Linked DNA regions of Homo sapiens: region 1 is linked to region 2. A link is a loop called in an ENCODE intact Hi-C map of the cell type or tissue named here. Cell type or tissue: Caco-2. All regions are shown on one strand.

What was found. Peaks named below come from ENCODE experiments on the same cell type or tissue, not always from the same donor. Only the 100,000 strongest peaks of a DNase experiment are listed, where the experiment ranks them.
Region 1: a loop joins it to region 2, with 5 times the contacts of the local background. A loop is called at or near these places in 7 of 110 quality-filtered maps.

Annotation. Positions count from the first base shown.
Region 1 is chr20:32,788,853-32,791,352 of GRCh38, forward strand. DNMT3B (DNA methyltransferase 3 beta) reads left to right here. Exons shown (of 23, transcript NM_006892.4): 7 at 2-160. Among named protein-coding and RNA genes, the nearest start is that of DNMT3B, 28 kb to the left of the region's middle. RefSeq lists enhancers at 453-1,384, 1,385-2,314, 1,477-1,616. In Caco-2, a CTCF peak has its summit at 1,367 (motif pointing right); a DNase peak (open chromatin) is centred at 1,389.
Region 2 is chr20:32,673,239-32,675,738 of GRCh38, forward strand. C20orf203 (chromosome 20 open reading frame 203) reads right to left here and starts at 703. Exons shown (of 6, transcript NM_182584.4): 1 at 394-703. RefSeq lists enhancers at 1,401-1,470, 2,322-2,500. In Caco-2, a CTCF peak has its summit at 1,265 (motif pointing right); a DNase peak (open chromatin) is centred at 1,293.

The DNA of each region.
Region 1 (2,500 bases), 120 kb after region 2:
GGATGGGAAGGAGTTTGGAATAGGGGACCTCGTGTGGGGAAAGATCAAGGGCTTCTCCTGGTGGCCCGCCATGGTGGTGTCTTGGAAGGCCACCTCCAAGCGACAGGCTATGTCTGGCATGCGGTGGGTCCAGTGGTTTGGCGATGGCAAGTTCTCCGAGGTGAGTCCGGGGAAGGGCAAGGGGTTCTGCAGGCCTGAGGCTGTGCCTGCCTGCCTCCCTTTGAAGACAAAGGCCTGGGATTGTATTCTGCAGATGTGTGAGCCTATGCCTTCACACTGTCTGGGAGGAAGGACAAAACTTCCTGTGTTAACCAGCTACAGCAGATTCCACTCACACGGGGGACAAAAGTGCTAGAAAGTTCTGGATCCATGGGCAGTTGGATTTTATGTTATTTCTTAGATTTATCTTTTGGGGGCAGAATCATCAGTGTGGACTCTGAGGGGCCAGGAGTGGCCACGTGAGCAAGTACCCAAAAGTGTTCAGTGGAGAAGCCTGGAAGAGACCGGAAGCATGGCCGCGGCCTCTTGTCATTTAGCCCTGGGGAGAGAAAGGCATGGAGTTGGGTTTAGGGTCACCTGGTATCAGTTGTGAAAAGGGTTTTTAGTAGAATTGGGTATTTCAGAGTCTCTTGATGATTGATTCTAGCCTTTTAAAATCTTTCTTGGTAATGACATTTAGCTGGGGAAGAGCTGTGTTGGGCATAACTAGGCTGTTTTGATTCTTACACTCTTTCAACAAAGATTTTTTTGGGGGCGGTGAGAATGGAGTCTCACTCTGTTGCCCAGACTGGAGTGCAGTGGTGCGATCTTGGCTCACTGCAACCTCCGCCTCCCAGGTTCAAACAATTCTCCTGCCTCAGCCTCCTGAGTGGCTGGGGTTACAGGCACCTGCCACCGCACCCTGCTAATATTTGCATTTTTAGTACAGACTGGGTTTCACCATGTTGGCCAGGCTGGTCTCCAACTCCTGACCTCAGATGATCCACCCGCCTCGGCCTCCCAGTGCTGGGATTACAGGCGGGAGCCACCACGCCTGGCCTCAACAAAGATTTTAATCAGACAGACCTATCCTGTGATGGTCTCTTAGAAGTAAATGTTAGTCCTACCCTCAGAGCCCTGAGAGAGGCTAAGTTAGGTGCCTAAGGTCATTGGGCAAGTTGCAGCAGAAGCAAGCCAGGCAGGATTGAAGGAAGGACTGTACATTCCTGGGATTCAGCTCAAGCAGAGATTCTGTTTTTCCCAGGAATTGAGCTACCATGGGGCCATTTGCCATGAGCTAATTGAAGTTTCCCAAGGGCTACAATAATATATTGGGTGTGGAGTCTCCTTTGTAGGAGAGCCCCTGCATGCAGTTGCCTGCTGTGACCAGCAGAGGGAGGACAAGTCCTGGGCCCATGCTGGCAGTGAGGCAGCTGCTTCCAGGGATGGGAGAGCAGTAACTCAAGTGAAGGAAGATGGATTGTTTGCAATTGCTTTGCCCCATCGAGACATAAAATGCACTTTGCAAGATAGAGTCTGAGGCTAATACAATGCAGTGTGGGGCTGTCAGCATTAGGGGATGAGATGACAATATGGGACCTGGGTCTGGCCTGGGCAAGTGCCTGCTCAGCATGTGTACGCTGTTTGGGTTGTATTGGAGCTATTGGGCGCTGGAACCAGCACTTGTGTTGGAGCGGTTTCCCCCCACCAGAGCCACAGTGTTTTCTCCCCAGTGGTGGTCACACCCCCATATAGGAAATCAGGCATTCCGTGATAAAATGGAGGTTTGCATGAGTGTGAGCACTCTTTACGGAGACTAGAACATTCCCTGTGTCTTTCAGTTCCTTTTTTTTTTTAAGAGATGAGGTCCTCACTGTCACCCAGGCTGGAGTGCAGTGGCACTGTCTTGGCTCACTGCAGCCTCAATCACCTGGGCTCAAGCAATCCTTCTGCCTTAACAGAGCAGCTGAGACTGCAGGTGCACACCACTGTGTTTGGCTCTTAAAAGTTTTTGTAGAGATGGGGTCTTGCTGTGTTGTCCAGGCTAGTCGAACTCCTGGGCTCAAGCGATCCTCTCAACTCCCACTCCCAAAGTGCTGGGAATATAGGCCTGAGCCACTACGTCTGGCCTTTCAGTTCTGATTAGCATCCCTGAATGGCCATTTTCTCTCTCACTGGCAACTCAGTCAGTTCATGCTTGGTCCAGGGACTTGGTACATCAGGAGACTTGTGGAATATGGATTAAATCACAAGAACTAAAGTTAAATAATCACAACAAGTGAAAGGTGCTGTGTCGAGCACTGTTTTCTAAACACATTCATTAGGTGAACTCATTTTAATAAAAGGGTAAAGAGTAAACAATTATCATGCTTAGGAAAGAAGGAATATGTGCAAACCCTCAATGCTGGAGCAGCCACAGAGAATATTAGGACTGAGCCTCAGGGGTCCACACCAGGGACACCTGCTTGGAAAATGTATACAAACACAGGGTTCGCCTAATTGCCTTCATTCAGAGTATCCT
Region 2 (2,500 bases):
CAGAGGCAGGAGGGAGTGAAGAGGCCCTGTGGCTGCCATGGGGGACAGTCCAGCAGCCTCCTCCTGCTCCCCTCAAGACTGGCCGGAGGTGTCTCAGCCCCCGTAGCCAACCACAGAGAGAGCACAGGGCGGAAGTGGCTGGCGCCTCAGCCATAGCTGCCGGAGATGGGCTCAACGGCCACACGGTCCCCACATTCGGGGAGCCTCACCGCAGCCCCGTGGGCACAGAGACCCAGGTGGAGCTCCAAGGGACACATGAGGCACAGGGAGTCTAGGGCAGCAGCTTCAAAACCACACACTGGTCTTTCTGCTGGCTTTTTTGGTCACCATCCCCTGCTTAAAACCCCAGGGTCACCCCACACTTTCAGCACAGACAGGCTGCATTCCACCCACCTGCAGGCTCCTCTGCCCGGCATTCATCTGTGCCACCTGCCCCGGCCATTTGGCTCCGACTGCAATGACACGTTTGTCTGGGAGATTCTTCAAGGGCACATAAAACATATCTGCCTTTGCTCACTGTGATGTCTCCGACGCAAAGCAGAGAGCCCGCCAGCGTAGCCACTCAGAGCTGAGTGGTGGTGGAATGAGTGAAAAGGCTGCAGCTGGAAGGGCTGGGAGGCGGGGGGCAGAGTGGGGGCAGCCAAGGGTTTTGGGGATCACACAGGCTTGGGAAGAAAAGTCAGCTCAGACCCACTGGCTATGTGACCTGGCCCTGCAGGTCCAACTGTCAATGGGTCTAACCCCGCCCACCTCAATGATCTGTGAGAGCTGAGCGGGGGAGACACTGTTCAGAAAAGACTGGGTCCCTGAAACTGTTGTTGTCGTTTAATCCAGCCATTTTTTTTAAGTTTGTTTAAGAGACAGGGGTCTCCCTATATTTCCCAGGCTAGTCTTGAACTCCTGAGCTCAAGCAATCCTCCCACCCTGGCCTCCCAAAGTGCTGGGATTACAGGCGTGAGCCACCGTGAGCTTGGCCCCAGCTCTTTCATTTATGGACAGGACATTTCAGGAGAGGGATCCATCCAGTCTCATCTTGGTGTTTAATATTTAAATGCACCAAAAATGGGGTGCCAATTGGTGCCAACTTTTTGGAAAGAGACTTTGATGTAATCTGCCTAAAAGTAAAATGCTCATGTTCAGCAACTCAGCCCTTCAGCTTCTAGGAATTTTGTTCTGCAGGGAAAAAAAAATGCTGTATTTGTATTATTAATATTGTTACTGGGTGGCAGGGGGAGGAAAGTATTCAGTGTTTTCAGAACCACCCACCAGGAGGCGCTTTTGCATCAGGGGCCCAATCAGGTTAGCCCAGAGCACCTGGATTTAAGTAGCAAAAACAAATGACAATCTCTAGCCCAATGTCTCAAGAACATTCCAGTCTTTTACTTCATCTCACCCTCGAAACTTCCTTTTTTTTTTTTTAGACAGAGTCTCACTCTGTCACCACGGCTGGAGTGCAGTGGTGCAATCACAGCTCACTGCAGCGTCGACCTCCCAGACTCAAGCAATCCTCCCACCTCAGCTTCCTAGGTAGCTGGGACTAGGTGCACATCACCATGCCTAGCTAATTTTTGTATTATTATTTTTTTTTTTGTAGAGATAGGGATCTTGCCATTTTGCCTAGGCTGGTCTTGAACTCCTGGGCTCAAGCAATCCTCCTGCCTCGGGCCTCCCAGTTCTGGGATTACAGGAGTGAGCCACTGCGCCTGGCCATGACCAAAACTTTTATTAGAGACAGTATCTACTTGCTTGGTGCCCTCTCTGCCCTTCCTCCTAAAGAATCCCCCTTCAAAAGGAAAAAAAGGCCATTCAAATTTGAGAGAGACTCAGGGGTCCAGAGTAAACTAAGTTAAATGAAATCAAACCTGGACCGTGGGCTTCAAGTGTGTTATTAACCCCCTCCCTCCTGTCCTGCTGCATCCTTGGCTCTGCCCTTTCACTTACGTCCACGTCTCTAAACCCAGCCGTTCTTCCTTCTCCCTTGGGTCTCTGTGTCTTCTGTCTGCCTCAGGTGTCCTTCCACACGCTACCCACCCGCCTAGGGAATACTCCTTCTGAGTTCCTGGGCAAACCACCCAGTTCTCCTCCTGAACCCTCCCCCAAAAGGCTCCCTGCACGTTCCATCTCATGAGGGCCAGGCTGTGCCCAGGTGAGGACACTCATCACCTCCACTTTTCCCATCACACTGGTGTGTGGAGCGCCCACCCCACCTGGGATGTAGAGGGATGCTCCTTGCCCAGCAGTGCTTCTCCCTGGGCCTCAGTTTCCCAGTCTAGGGTACCCCCACACCTCTCTCAGCTTGGGCGTGCTGTACTTTACCCCATGTCAGCAGTTCTCATTAAGCTAGTCTTTAAAGGAGGAAAAAATAATTTTAAAAAATCTTCCTTTGTTCTGGCCTCCGGTCTATTTACAATGACAGTTCATGAGGAACTGGGTTCTGAGCGAAAACAAACAAAATGCCTCCATTTTAGAAGGGGTAAGGTCTGGAGGGGAAAGAGGGAGA